Regions from separate parts of the Mus musculus genome. Here region 2 is linked to region 1. A link is a loop called in an ENCODE intact Hi-C map of the cell type or tissue named here. Cell type or tissue: left cerebral cortex. All regions are shown on one strand.

The links. Hi-C counts contacts between places; a loop is a spot of excess contacts. Peaks named below come from ENCODE experiments on the same cell type or tissue, not always from the same donor. Only the 100,000 strongest peaks of a DNase experiment are listed, where the experiment ranks them.
Region 2: a loop joins it to region 1, with 2.2 times the contacts of the local background. A loop is called at or near these places in 3 of 42 quality-filtered maps.

Annotation. Positions count from the first base shown.
Region 1 is chr9:96,635,197-96,643,196 of GRCm38, reverse strand. No RefSeq gene overlaps it. Among named protein-coding and RNA genes, the nearest start is that of Rasa2, 7.7 kb to the right of the region's middle. In left cerebral cortex, no CTCF peak of the experiment used is centred here; a DNase peak (open chromatin) is centred at 3,499.
Region 2 is chr9:96,281,261-96,289,260 of GRCm38, reverse strand. Tfdp2 (transcription factor Dp 2) reads right to left here. Exons shown (of 13, transcript NM_001184706.1): 5 at 1,539-1,660. Gm39408 (a long non-coding RNA gene) reads right to left here and starts at 5,768. Exons shown (of 2, transcript XR_871038.1): 1 at 4,652-5,768; 2 at 3,992-4,611. In left cerebral cortex, CTCF peaks have their summits at 4,139 (motif pointing left) and 7,576; a DNase peak (open chromatin) is centred at 4,143.

The DNA of each region.
Region 1 (8,000 bases):
AGTTATGCTGGTACAATAGTGGCTCAAATGTTGTGGGAGTAACCAATCACTCCCTGGTTGGATTTAAGGCAAACTTTATGAGATGGAACCCTTTCCTGTCACCACTTGAGTGGCAAAAAACTGAGACTGGATAGGCCTTATGCCTAAGGGGAAACAAAACACTATTGCTCTATTAAAGGGACACAGTAATAAAATGACTTCTATGATATTCTGCTATAACCATAGATCAGTGTCCCATTCAGACATCACCAGAGAGGAGGTTTCTTGCAGTAGAGAAGAGCTGACGACAGAGACCAGTAACCGGACAGTATGCAGAAAGTGAGACTTTGGAGCACTCGATCCTAAATGGGATGTCTTCATCAAACCCCTCCCCTCAGGGAATGAGATGTCTTCATCAGACCCCTCCCCTCAGGGAATGAGATGTCTTCATCAAACCCCTCCCCTCAGGGAATGAGATGTCTTCATCAAGCCCCTCCTCTCGGGGCTCCACTCAGAAGAGGTGGCAGAGAGATTGTAAGAGCCAGAGGTGATGGATGAGGTCAAGGAAGCAGTGTCCTCCGGACACAGCAGGACTGATGCACACATGAACTGTGGCAGCATGCACGGGGTGTGCATAGGTTCAAGCCAGATGAGGTCCCAGCACTGGGGAGGGGTGGTGGTGGTGGTGGAGGTAGACATGGGTTCCCACTCCTAACCGAGAAACGGCCTGCGATTGATACCTATTGTCAAAGGAAAAGTTAGTTTTCCTCACTGGAGTCTCACTGGGTACATTAACTATACTTGGGCGGAGGCATCGTGCCACATGGATATTTTTTGTCTTAGTGGTCTTTTGTTTGTATACTGTTGTTTTCATTTTTGTGTTCTTGTGGGGTGTGCATGTGTGTGTGTGTGTGTGTGTGTGTGTGTGTGTGTGTGTGTGTGTTTCTTGTGGGGAGGATCTGGAAGTGATTGGGCCGGGAAAGTGTAACCAGAATATATTGTATGAAAAATTATTTTTTTTCAATTAAAAAATAGGAAGCCTGAGAAAGACATGGTAAAATTGAAGAACTGTTCCAGATTAGAGGAAAACAAAGACACCCGGTGGATGCCATTGAGATCCAGGACTTTCTATGAAGATTACTGAGTTAACAGAACAATGAATAAAGCCGGTAGATTTGCTAGGGTATTTAGCAATATTGGTTTTCAGACTTTGTAAGTGTACTAGACAAGGTAAGAGAACTCTTCAGTTTAGAACCATACACTATTTAGGGATAGAGAGCCACTGCTGCCAAAGGGTTCTGGAACACAGAAGGAAAGGTAACGGCGAAGCCAAGAAGAAAGTATTAGTGAGTATTACTGAGTCAAGGGCATATATATATACCTGAAATTACACCTGAATAGAAAATTCCTTAAAATAATTCATTTGGTGCTGGAGAGCTGGCTCAGCGGGTAAGAGCACTGACTGCTTTTCCAGAGGTCCTGAGTTCAATTCCCAGTAACCACATGGTAGCTCACAACCACCTGTAATGGGGATCCAATGTCCTCTTCTGGTGTGTCTGAAGACAGCGACAGTATACTCACATACATGAAATAAATAAATCTTCTGAGAGAGAGAGAGAGAGAATTTTAAAATAATGCATTTCCCTGGGGCTGCGGAGATGGCTCGGTAGATAAAACTCTTACTAGAGAAAGCATGGGGTCTGGAGCTCTGATGCTGAGGGCCCGCATGAAGGCCAGCTAGGTATAAAAATGCATCTGAAGTCCCAGACGGTTGGAGGCAGAGACGGGGAAACCACGAGACAAGCTTGCTACCTAGACTAGCCAAACTGGCAAGCTCCAGCTTCAAGATCTTGCCTCAGTAACTTAAGTGAAGGATAGAAGACAAGGAGACCTGTAACCCCCTAACCTCCACACAAATGCACACAGCTACAACAATACATGTTTGGGCCCGAAAAATGAGATGCAGGTACCTGTGGTTGTCAAGACTCAGTGACATTTTGTGCTGACTTGGAGTCAAGAGTTTCCCTCTGTTCTGGTGAACTGAGCACCTGGGTTCAGGCCATCTAACACCTACCTTTCTCAATGGGATGACGTCAGGCCTCACAAGATACCCCTGAAAGCGCAACCATTTGTCTGCCTTCCGCAGGAACAGTAAGTTATTCAGATTCCAGGCTCTAATGGTCCCTAGGAATGAGAAAGTTCCCTGAACCTAGTGCCTTCTGGAGGGAGTGTGAAATCTGTATGTATACAGGAGTGGCCTTTGGATTTGATGTAGGATGTACTTTGCCACCCTGATTCAGCCTAATCAACTTCTTGTGTCTCAGCTTTCCTAGGTTTTTCTATTAGTAAAAAACCAGAGATCATCTCTGAACTACCCACCATTGCACTTTGAGCGTCCTCAAAGACCCCCCCTTTGGTGGTGCTGTGGTTTCTTCTGTTGTCTGGGGTGATAAACAGCAAGGTGACCCTCCCCTCTCCACTAGCCTGCAACAGAACCACACTGTAGCTGCCTCCTCAATTCCCAGTGTGCATGGAGGACACCTGCTCATGATTTGTAAGAGTCTGAGCCCTACTCTGGGGCTAGTGTTAGACATGTTGCTAGTCTCTTGTAAAAACATAAGAGATGTCTCTGGAGTGTGGAAGTCTGTAGGAATCCCAAGGTGAGAGGCTGAGGCTCTTGCTCTAGGTAACAGGAAAGGTAGACAAGAGAGCAGAAAAGACATGTTCCCCTAAGGACTGAGCTGGTGGGCTAAGGAAGTACAGAAGCTGAAGGGTAAACTGAGGAATGTGGGCGATGCATGTTTGCAACAGGCAACCAGCATCACTGGTGCATGGGGGAGGGGGACTGCTAAGAGCACTGTTTGAGTCTGAGCAGCAGTGACATGCCATCTATGGGGCATTCTCTATCTTCCCCCTGGACCCTGACTCCCCCAGAGAAGGTGGACACCTCAGTGAGAACAAAAAGAGGCCAGAAAAAGGGCAAGAAAGTCAGCAGTGTCCTGCTTCAACTCTGCTGTTAGCCTCCCAGATGGTGACAGGCCTGATACAAAGGAGAATAGAAGCCATAGCTTTGACTGTTCTCCTCAAAATGATGCTTAAATTGTTGAAATGATATTTCGGGGGCACCTAAAAGAGGCTGAAAGGGTGGTGGAAATGGTACCATGCACTTAGAGCTAGAAAAGAAGTAACATCGGGAGAAGAAGGCGAATAAAATTGTTTTGTTGCCTGTTTGGAGCCCTGCATACCCTTGGCTACTGCAGAGTTGGGGCTCTTCACTCAAGGGTCCGCCCCGCCCCGCCCCGCCCCGCCCTGCTAGCATGTCCTCTTTCCTGGAGGCCTGTTCAGTCTCCAGATTGGTGTATCTACTTCTCTACTCAAATACTTCTCTTTCTGCTGCTCTGGGGCTAAACCCCCATTCAGCCCTTTCACATCAAAAATGCCAAGGAAGTGGCTCAGAAATTGTGCATGCCATCCAACATGTCTGTTTGCCAGCACTGACCTCCCCCAGTCCTCACCACTGGAAAACTTCCCAGTGGGCAATGGGGCTTCTGAAGATGCTAACAAAGAGGACCGACTGGGACTGTGCTCTGCGGGCAGGGTGCATTGGCTCAAATCCTAGAGAGTCTGTGTGGGTCAGCTTTGCTCAGAGACAGCATGAGAAGAACAGTAACAAATGCTGACGTTAGCTATGAAGTGTTGTCGCGTCTAGTGGAGCATGTAGCATCTACCTGCAGAGGCCGGCTCGAGGAGCTTTGTCAGTATTTTACGGCCAGCACACTGCCTGTGCTTTGTAGAGAGAGAAGAAACTCAGCAAAGAATTCCCCTTGTGCCTGAATCCTTGACTCTTAGCCCTCATTGCCCTTCCATTCCCAGCTTTGTTTCATGAGGGACTTTGGGTCGGCTCTTTAGCACCCTTCCCCCCAGTTACGTTTTATTTGCTTGCATGTGTGTGCCTGGAGGCCGAAGAGGCGTTGGATCCCCTAGAACTGGAGTTACAGACCATCATGAGTCGTCATGTGGGAGCTGGGAATTGAACCTCAGTCCTCTGGAAGAGCAGCCGGTGGCTCTTAACCACTGAGCCGTCTCTCCAGCCTCAGCCAGTTCTTCGTGAAGTTATACTCTCTCTTGGCTGAGACTTGAGAAGATTTTGAAAGTATCATTTAACCAACTACCATTCTAATGTATTCTCGGGGCACTAAGGAGAGGAGGGGGCACCGGAACTTTCTCTGAGCAGAGCCACGTGGGTCCACATTTCCTTGACTCCTGGAGGTGCCCATGCGGATCTGTACTAGCCAGGTTAGTGACAGGAACACTGGGAGGCCCTAGCAGTATCTTAAGAGTGCGGGACTCCATTAGACCATGTCCTGAAGGTCCCATGGCTGCTGGGTTGGCAGGGGCTGCCTGGCCTGAGGTACTCTAGCCTGGCACTTAACTACTGAATAACTGATGGGTGGCTCTGGGATGCTGGATGAGTGGATAGGGCTGCCCAGACAAATGAAGAAATGTCCTGGCACAGAGTCCATGAACCAAGTGCAGAGTTGCTCAACGGTTCCACCCTTTCGTGGCTGTTGTTTTATCAGTGAAAAGTGACAAGAAGAGTGGACTGGAGGAGGGGTGAACGCACCATCATAATTCAAAAGGAAGGGAGCCTCGGGACACCTGAAGTCACTCTGGCCAAAGGGCATATGCTGCCTTATGCTCCCGCAGCCGGGCCTTTAACCGCTTCCTCCAGGAGCTAAACTTCTTTGAAAGTATTTTAAACAGATGAGCTGGAGCCTTCGGGATAAAAAAAAAAAATGTCCACATATTTTACCAGTTTTGTCATGGCCTTGTTTGGTTCTGAAGTAAAATCTTAAAAGCTCTCTGAGTCTTTCATCAACTTCCCCATGTCCAGCTTTGCTAAGAAGAAAACTGCTGCCTGGACTTAGAGGAAGAGCGAATAACTAATTCACCAACGTATTAAGATGGGATGAATGGGGGCACCAGATCATCACTGATGAAAGCAACTTGCCTCCCAGCCAGTCTAGGGGAAATGATTCTTCCTCATTAGTGCACAGATATACGAACATGACCTACATTTAACTACTAAAAAAGCACAAACACATCTCCTGACTTATCAAAGAAACACCAGTAACCTGGGGGGCCCAGGGCGTCAGCCAACCCATTTGAGCCCAGCAGCCAGGAGCCAGGAGCCAGTGGCTCTCTGTGAATTCCAGGCCAGCCAGGCCTACAGAATGAGACCCTGTCTCAGAAGTAAAATAAAACAGAGGCTGGAGAAATGGCTAAGCCATTAAGAGCGTTTGTTCTTGCAAAGGACCTGAGCTTGGTTCGCAGTACACTAATGGAGGCTAGCTAACAACTATCTATAGATTTAGTTCCAGGGGACCCAATGCCCTCTTCTGACCTCTTCTGGGTGCCAGGTACTCGTGTGGTGCGCACATACACACATACATGCAAGCAAGCAAAACATCCACTAGACACATAAAAAATATTTAAATGAAAGTAAATATTAAAATATAATAAAATTAAAAACTTCGGACCAAAAGATAGCTCTTACAAGTCAGTTAGAGGCTAGTAATAGGATGTATTAGTATTCAGAAATAGGATGGAACTGACCAGCTCTAGAAATAGTTTCTAGCATCAGGATGTATTCATTTCATTAACAGAAACGGCAATTTTCACACATCGCACCTTGAATGAGCTGACTTGTGGTTTGAAACAAATGAATGGGCTTAAAACTAGCTAAGAAGTCAGAAAAGACAGGGCAGTGAATGACTGCTCATCAGAATAGAGAAGAGGTGGGGAGAGATAGGTTTTAAAGACATTCATTAATAATATGGGGAAGGAAGTGAACTGCAAGATCGTGTCTGCTGCAATATTGTTCCCGTTACCAAACACAGTGAGGAGAGGAACTCTAGACGAATTTAAAACCCAGCGCACAAAGCCATAGACAAAATGAGATGGAAAAGCAGTCTTGCAGCTTGGATGCAGACCTTAGTCTGTAAAACTCGATTCCTGAATGCTTTATATTAAGGAACAAAGACTAGTGAAGATTTCTGCAGCACCAGTTGAAAAAAATGTCATTCCTAAAGTGCTCCTTCAGAAATGAAGTAATTAGAAGTGACTTGGGATGAAAAGGAAGAGGAGCTGGAGGGCCTTAGTGGAACAATGTGATCATTTCAAACTCCACTACAGGAAGATGTCCTGGGAGGGAAAATTAATGTTACTTCAAATAAAATTGTTTTTATATGTTTTAGTAACAAACTAGTAACAGAGTTCATGAAAAACAAGGGAAGTTAGAAGAACCTACTGTAAGCAACAGTATTTTTTCAAAGAAAAAAAACAAAACAAAACAAAACAAAAAAACAAAAGAAAAGCTAGCTTTGGAAGTCTACCTGGAGGATGTCACAAAAGTTTTCAGGTCAGACGGCTTCCATTTGGACGACTATGATAACAAATTACAAGTGAGAAATTTCAGAAAAGGGAAGCGCCACGTCTGCAGAGCAGAGGAAGTTAAGACATCACTCATTCATGCGTGAGCACACTGAAATTGTTAAAGAATATGGAGTGCAGGAGATAAAACCCCTCGTCGACCACCTCTCCCTCCATGGGAGGGGGTGGGGAGGAGAGCTATGCAAAGCTGCCTCTCTCCTTGTGCTAGGAGGGTTTCATATAATAGAAGTGATCAGTACTATACAATGACTCACGTGAGAGCCACTGCCCAGGAGAGAAAGGAGAGGAAAATGAGGCAACCCTCGGCCAGACTTTTTTCTCTTCTCTTCTCTTCTCTTCTCTTCTCTTCTCTTCTCTTCTCTTCTCTTCTCTTCTCTTCTCTTCTCATTTTCTTCTTCTTCCTTTGTTTCTTTGTTTCTTTGTTTCCTTCTCTCTTTCTTTCTTTCTTTCTTTCTTTCTTCCTTTCTTTCTTTCTTTCTTTCTTGGAGACAGGATAGCTGTGGCTGGAATGGAAGTTGATATATAGACCAGGCTGGCCTTGAACTCACAGATATTGGCTTGCAACTGCCTCCTAAATGCTGGAATTAAAAGCATGTGTCTCCATGCCTGGTTTAGGAAGCCATTCTTAACAAGTTGTTGGGGAAAGTGGCTCAAAGTGACTGAGGTAGGAAAGGTTCGACACAGGCTGGGTCCAATCTAAGCCCTGAACACCTGGCGGAGGAATGTGAACTTCATTCATTAGTCATCTGTAGCTGGCTTCCTGACCTGCACTGCTCGATTGCTTGGTGACTGATACAATGAATGAAGCCATTCATAAGGTTTTTATTGTTGTTGTTGTTGTTCTTGTTGTTGTTGGCTTGGTTTGTTTTCCACAAACCAAATAAGCTTCCTGGGTTTTGCTTTAGATTAAGATTCATTGGTGCAGAACAGGAATGAACGAGGTGGGAGACTTATCACATGCGTTCATGTCAAGAGCTTGATGTGGCATTTACTGAACTAATCCTACTAGATACGTCACAGACATGTTCTCAACACTTACTTAATACTATTGATAATCCTTCAGAGAAGGAAGACCCAGTGTAACATTTCAGTTCTGCATCAGAGAAGCACATGCAGATGTTTAAAGCCATAGGTTAGCTCTGTTCTTAGATGCTAGTCAGAAGCCTCCTTTTGCAGTGGCCAGAGGTGGATGCAGAGATTCACAACGGGCCAGAGAGCTGAGAATCTGGGACTGAGAAATGCTCAGCCCTAGATGAGACATCCAACCACTTCTGAGGTCCAGAGGACTTCAAGGAGGGATGGGGCAGGAAGGAGGATGGGGAGGAGAGCTATGCAAAGCTGCCTTCTGGACTTGACACGGCCTTTGTGCTCATGAACTCCAAGCAGCTGTGCTTACCTACACACGATTAACCGGGTCAACATTCCAGCCCCGCTGTGGGAGGGGCTCGTGAGCACCTTCCCCTCTCTGAGGAGCTGTGTAGGTAGTTAATGAATGGCTGCTGGGGTAAGGGGAATCATTTTCTTGAGGGGTGCAACCACTGTTCAGTTGCTCCAATAAATAAGCCTTG
Region 2 (8,000 bases), 350 kb after region 1:
AGCTTGGGCTACAGACTGAGCCTGATTATGATTGGCGATTTTAAAGCAATATATTAGTTTGTAAAGATCTAAACCAGTTGGGTATCAGAACAACTAACTGTAATCTCAATGTTCAAAAGGCTGAGGCAGAAGGGTCACTGAGAGTTCAATGCCAGTTGCACTATGTATCATGTACCAGGTTAGCCAGAGTTATATCCCAAGACTCTGTCTCAAACAACAAAAACCACCAAATTCTGAGCAACCTGTAATCCCAGAAGGTACAGGCAGTCTGACCAGGACACCATCTTAAGACCTCCCAAAACAAAATAAATAAATCCCCCTCCCAAAAACCAACCAGTAGAACTAGATTAACAAAACAAGAGAACACAGGGCTGGAGAAAAGGCTCAGAGTATAAGACACTTGCCATGCAAACCCAAGGACCACACCCTAGCACTCACATAAAAGGTATGTCTTTAGGGTGACCTGCCTGTAATTCCAGCATTTACTCTAGAGTCCAAGTTAGGGGATTATTGGGGCAAACTGGTGAGGTAGATTAGCCAAATCAGCAAGTTGACTTCAAGAAAAAACTACCCCTTAGTAAATACAATGGCAAACAATCAATGTAGACACCCCATGTCAACCTCTGGCCTTCATATGTGTATATACACACACACATGTATATTCACAAATACATATGCTCATGCAAACATAAACACATACATCACACACACAGACACAAAACTTTGAAAAAAGAACTTCTGGCGGGGCAGTGGTGGCTCATGCCTTTAATCCCAGTAACTCAAGTGGCATAGGCAGGTGGATTTCTAAGTTCGAGGCCAGCCTGGTCTACAGTGTGCGTTCCAGGACAATCATGGCTACTCAGAGAAACCCTGCCTCAGAAAACCAAAAAAAAAAAAAAAAAAAAAAAAGCCGGCGTGGTAGCACTTGTCTTTAATCCCAGCACTCGGGAGGCAGAGGCAGGGGGATTTCTGAGTTCGAGGCCAGCCTGGTCTATAAAGTGAGTTCCAGGACAGCCAGGGCTACACAGAGAAACCCTGTCTCGGAAAAACAAAAACAAAAACCAAAAGAACCTTCTGGAGAGACAGCTCTGCTGTTAAGAGTCCATGCAGATTTCTTAGGGACCGCAGTTCCCTAGTTTCCAGCATTAGCGTTAGGTGGATCACAAGCGCCTGTAACTCCAGTTCCAGGGAGCCAATGCTCTTTTCTAGACTCAGCCGGCACCTGTACCCTTGGTCACATACTCCACCCCCTACATACACACATATACATAATTACATCTCTGGGTGGTGAGATGACAGATAGAGGCACCTGATGGCAAGATGGGGAAACTAAGCTTGATCTCTAGGACTCACACAATGGACAGAGAACTGACTCTCAAAGTTCTCCTCTAACTTCCACACAGACTCCATTGTATTATGTGTGCACATTTACAAAATAAATACATGTAAAATGTAAAAAGAGGGAGTAGGAAGAAGATAAGACAGCAAGCTAGTAAGGGGGTGGGAGGCTTAGAAACAGTAATTTCTGACACTCTTACCTGGGAACCCAGCCAGCAGCCTCAGCTATGTGAGTCTGAGTGACCATTGCGGGTGCAGGGGTATATGGATTCCCAATCAGAACACTTCCTGAATTGGCAATTCTCTGCGGTGTGCTTATAATCTGTAAAGTTGGTAACAAGAAAATAAAATTTTATTCAAGCCTTTAATTCCAGCCCTGGGGAAGCAGAGGCAGGAGGATTTCTGTGAGCCTGAGGCTAGTCTGATCTAGAATTCCAGGCCAGCTAGGGCTACATAGTGAGACCCTGTCTCAAAAAAATAAGCATATATATTTAAAAGGCAACTTTTTAAAAAGGAAGGGGGAGCTGGAGATGGAGTTAAGAGCACTGGCTGCTCTTCCAGAAGACCTGGTTTTGATTCTCTGTACCCACATGGTGATGGCAGCTCACAACCACCCGTAATTCACCCACTCCAATTCCACGGGTCCAGTGCTCTCTTCTGGCCTCTTCAGGCATCAGGTACACAAATGGTGCATAGACACAAATGCAGGTAAAAGACCCATATAATAGACAGACAGACAGGATGCTTTTGGCTAACATGTGGGGAAGAAGTGCCGTCAAGAGCTCTTAATGATGATCATCTAAGCAATCACTAGTATCTTTGGTTTAATTCTATCTTAGCATCTTAGAACAGCAGTACCCTGACTCCTGACATGATGTCACAGTGTAGATTCAAGTAAGTGATCAGCAATTGAGGATTAACCTGACAACTGACAATTTCTTACTGTCAGAAAAATGAACAGCTTTTTTCCTACGTGGTAAGCACTTTGGGAGCTGGAAAGATGGCACCCTGGTTAAGAGTGCTTGCTGTGTAGCTGTAAGGTCAGGAGTTTGAATCCCATCAAATAATAAGCTGGGCACACCATGCATACTTACCTGTAAGCCCAGTTCTGAGGGAATTAGGGAGAGAGGAACTGTTAGTGCTTCTAGTATAGCTGAAAATATGCATGCTCCAAGTTCAGGGAGATGCCCTGCCTCATGCATTCAAATTAGCAGAGAATATAGCAAGGTAACTGATGCATGTTCCTGGCCTTCAAGCACACATGTATGTAACATGCCCGTACACAAATCAGCTTTTAATCCTAGTACTTGGGAGGCAGAAGTAGGAGGATGTTAGCAAGTTTGAAGCCAATTAGGGCCACCAAATGAGACACTATACTAAAAGCAAGCAAGTAAACCCTCCAACCGGTACCCATAAGAGGGAAACAAAAGCTTCATTTGAAATTGAGTCTACAATTGTAGTAGAGCCTGATTTATGTGACCTAGGAGAACAGTAAAGTAGATCTTCAGAACTCAATATACATACAAAACCACTATACAATCTGGATTGTTATACGATGCAAAATCTAAGTTCCTTGAAAAAGCCAAATGGGGCCTGGAGAGATAGCTCAGCAGTTAAGAGCACTGACTGCTCTTCCGAAGGTCCTGAGTTCAAATCCCAGCAACCACATGGTGGCTCACAACTATCCTAACAAGATCTGATATCTTCTTCTGGCATGTCTGAAAACAGCTACAGTGTACTTACATATAATAAATAAATAAATCTTTTAAAAAAAGAGAGGAGAGGAGAGGAGAGGAGAGGAGAGGAGAGGGGAGGGGAGGGAAGGGGAGGGGAGGGGAGGGGGGAGGGGAGGGGAGGGGAAAGGGGAGAGGGGAGGGGAGGGGAGGGGAGGGGGGGAGGGGAGGGGAGAGGAGGGGAGGGGGGAGGGGAGGGGAGGGGAGGCGGGGAGGGGAGGGGAGGCGAGGCCAAATGTACCTTCTGTACTGATCTGAACTTCAGAATTTCAAGTCAGTGGAGAGTTAGAATGTTACAGATAGAGAGCCAAAATGATATTGGAGTATTTTTGACAGTCATTTATCATCAACCTCTGTATCTGGCTGAACACCCCTTTTGGCTTCTGAGAATCCAGACTTAGAGCCTGAGAAAAACCCCTGTGTTTCCACACACCTCCTGGAGCAGTTTCCTAGCCTGAGAGGCTCTTTTAAGAGGAGGCCCATGAGCTAACTCAGCTGGCGGGTACTGGAGCCTCAGAGCATCTCCCAAGCACAACAGGGTTCCAGAGAAGGGTTGGAAAGCATGAAAACGAGAGCTAGGCAGCCAGTGGGGAAAACACAGCCTGAAGCAGTTCGGAGTCAGACAAAGAGAGGGACTGACCAAAGGGGTGGAACAAGAAGCTAACAGCCAGTGCAAAGAGTTAGCTGAGTGGCTGGGAGACTTGGCAGGCACCAGCTACAGATACATGGAAATAGAAAAACTGAAAACTCAACAGACTTCATAAGATACTTGGAAAGTCATTAAGAAGAGAAAGATTAAAAAGAAAAATGTCTCCTGCGTTAAAAAATGGAAAACACAATGACACAATGCATCTAGACCCCATCACTTATCAGCATACAAATAATTATTTTTCAATAATAATTGCAATTTTATATATCCCTTTTTTAAAAATCAAAAGAAAGCAAACTTACAAATGGAAAAGATTGAAATATTAAATGCCAGTGTTAGCAATAATAATAAACGGATTGTAAAATCCTCTCAGAAAAAGGATCTTTGGAGGAACCCAATCCAAAGCCTACAGAGCCACCTTGTGACAAGATTGCAGAATGCCAACCTATTAAATTCCTAAATAAAGAGACTATGCTGAGTTAAGAATAAAGATTATGTTCAGAACAATGTCATACAATAGATTATATATTTCATTTTATAGAGTTTGGAGAATTAATATATGTATATATTTTAATACATCAAACAATTGGTAGTCAAGATTTTGATGTTTCTGCCTTGAATTCTAAAAAGGCTGATTGTGAGACTGCACATTTATTAGAGATGGTGGCTATCTTGGAAATCCTTTACAGACTAAAGTTGATGGTACTTTAATATATGTATTCTTAGAATACGATATTTTAGATATTATGGCAGAAAATATATTACTGGCATATCTCATAATCCTACAAGTTGGACAATTGTGAAAGGATTTAGCTATACTTCAAAGGAGTAAAACACAAGAGCTACTGAGAGACATTGGGCTATGGGGAAAAATTGCCGAAATAAACCAACCTATATATTATAAGGATGTCTTTAATGGAAATAAACCAACCTATATATTATAAGGATGTCTTTAATGGAAATAAACCAACCTATATATTATATGGATGTCTTTAATGGAAATAAACCAACCTATATATTATAAGGATGTCTTTAATGGAAGGTAGGAAATACGTTACGTTAGAGAAGAGGTTTTGCCTTGGTTTTAACAGAAGAAAAGCTAGGGGTTCCATCATAATAAAGATTAGATCTGACAGACCTCCTGAAGGTCCCATCCTGCCTATAGCCTATAGCAGGATGGGAGAAACCAAGAAGAATAAAACAGGTAAAGTTTGTGCTGCCTCTGGACGTGGGAACATTTCTGAGACAGGCTGACACATGACAGTGTCTCTGTAAAGCCAACAGATCTTGTTGGCTACAGAATCTTCAGGAATTATTACATGCCATCCTTCAAATGGCATCGATGAAAATTTGTATTACAGGTTGGTTATATAGTTCAAACTAACTTTTGCCTGCTCAAAGAATCACCTTTAACATGCCAAACATGCATTCATGCAAAAATGTGTATTACAGTTAAAAGCTTGTAGGTTCACAGAGACAAACAACCAAACCCCAGTGATGTTAGAGCGGCCCTGACAAGACTCACCCTGAAGGACGCTGAGAAGGATGCTGAGACATATTTATTCCAGCATCCTGCTACTTCCAGCCAAACAGTCAGGACTTCATTTAAGCCCTGCACTTTCCCATCACAGAGGGACTGGACAACAAATGTTACAGCTAGCTTTCTTGAGACTGGCCATGTCCCAATTTTATACAGACTCCTAAAAGGGGCTGACACCCCCAGATTGCAGGAAGCAATTTTAAGAGAATGGCATCTCATTCCCAAAAATTGATGTGGGTGGATTTGGTTACTCAGTGGGAGGATTATTAGTGGTCTTGGTCAGAGAGGTTAGATTCAGGGATTTCTGTTTCTTTCCTCTGTCCGTCTCTCTCTCTCCTATCTAGTGTTAGAGAAAGAGAGAGAAGTTAGAAATAATAGGATAAAGGGGTAGATTGTTGAATCTACTTTTAGACCAAAGAATATTAACGAACCAAATATTTTACATTTGGGAGCCGGGCGTGGTGGCGCACGCCTTTAATCCCAGCACTTGGAGGCAGAGGCAGGTGGATTTCTGAGTTCGAGGCCAGCCTGGTCTACAGAGTGAGTTCCAGGACAGCCAGGGCTACACAGAGAAACCCTGTCTCAAAAAAAAAAAAAATTTACATTTGGTTTGGATTTTGTATATTGATACAGATTAAGGCTATATTTCATTACAACATACTATGAATATATGTTTCAACTCTTGTTTAAGGTGTTGTATCTATGCAATGCTTCAAAATGCAATATTAAGTTCTAGTTTTTTAAAGATGCTATTATAAACTGTTCATGTTAATTAAGAAATCCAAGTGAATAGTTAGTCCATCAAACTTATGGTCATGTTAGGTACGAGCTTATTAGTTAATTAACTGGAGTATTCCATCAGCTTCTTTACTGCTCTGCTCCTACAAGAGGAATCTTCACAAGACTATCCTAAGTACTCTATGTCTCACTTGTACAGCATTGTTACTGAAGAATTATTTTCTGTTATTAGAAGCCTGGAGCTTAGTGTTACTGATATAAAAGACTTTGAAAGAGGATGAGAAAGAAAACATAAGAAAAAACAAGTTTCTTTATTGAGAATAACACTGGATATTAATTAGCAAAATTTATTTTACTTCTCAATATCAAATTGTCACATTTTACACAGCAGTTTCTTGACATTCTCTCTCTCTCTCTCTCTCTCTCTCCCTCCCTCCCTCCCTCCCTCCCTCCCTCCCTCCCAACTTCCCTCTCTCTCCCTCCCTCTCCCTCTCTCTCTCTCTGGCTGGAATTTGCTATGCAGGTCAGGCTAGACTCGAATTCACAGAGATTTGTCTGCCTCTGCCCACATGTCCTGAGATTTTAACATTTTCTGAGTGGACAAACCAGAGAGGTTGAATCTGTAGATTAGATTCTGTAATGGAGTAGAAAAGAATCTGTACTGCAAATTCAAAATGCATATTCTTTAAAACTAGGATAATAACAATATTACTAAGAATCAAAACAAATGCTGGGTATGCTGCCACACACATTCAATCCTAACACTAGAGGCACAGGCAGGGGGATCTCTGTGAGTTCAAGGCAGCCCAGTCTACATACTGAGACTCTGTCTCAAAACCAGAAGAAAAGAAAAGGTAGACATGGACGTGCAGCCCCTGATACCAGCTGCATAGGCGGCTGAGGCAGGGGAAGAGCTTCAGCCCAGGAACTCCCAGCCTGGGTAACAGAGCAACACCTCATCTCAAAGCAAGCAAAACCAAGACAAAACAAATAACAAAACCAAAAACGAAAGAAAAACTCAATCTACCCCCAGTGCAGAAAATAAGTTACATAGATAATGAGTCAAAGCATACTTTACCTCCTTGAACCATAATTTTGAAGTTCCAAATTTAAGTAAGAATTAAAAATATACCTCTAGGAGGAAAATACCTAATAAAAATATATATGTATATTAAAAAAAATTATATATACCTCTACATTGGCAAGAAGGCCATGTTGGGTAAAGGTGCTTGCCACCAAGCCTAATGACCTGAGAGAGTTTAATCCCTGAAAACGCACATGGTAGGAGAGAAATGACTATTGGAGTTGTCTGAGCTCCACACGTGCCTTTTACCTTATTTGGACAGACATGTACACATATGAAAATAAATTAATATGTAAGTGTAAACATACTTCTAACATTCAGCTAAGAAAAGGAAAAGCCATTTTAAATTTTAGAATCAACTATTCTTCATACTCCAAACCTTAGATCTCTTTAATCTTGCCTGTCATTTCTAGGACGACTGATTAGTTAGGCTAGGAAGAATCAAGAGCAACTAAGCATCCCTCCAACAACACAGTTGAAGGACTGCTGCCATCTATGGGTAGAACAGCTGAAAACGTATTTACTCGGAAAAGGAATTTTCATAGTTATCAAGTATTATGTTCAATTGCTGTGACATTTTTGTTTTCACTAAGTGTGTAGTAGTTTCTCTTCTTCTGAACTAAAATAGCCAGGAGTGAAAAGCCATACTAAAGCAAGCATTGCTAAGCTAGCTTCCCAGGTTGAAGGATGGCTCAGCAGTTACTTGCTGCTCTTCCAGAAGACCCAAAGTGGGCTCTCAGCAACATCTTTAACTCCACTCCAGTGGTCCAATGCCTCTTCCAGCCTCCAAGGAGACTGCCACATGATGTAGGTCACACACTCACACAGATACACATGTATACACACAAATAAAAGTAAATCTAAATTAGTTTTTACAACCAATGAAAATTCTTTTCATAAGGACTTTTAAAGGGGGGG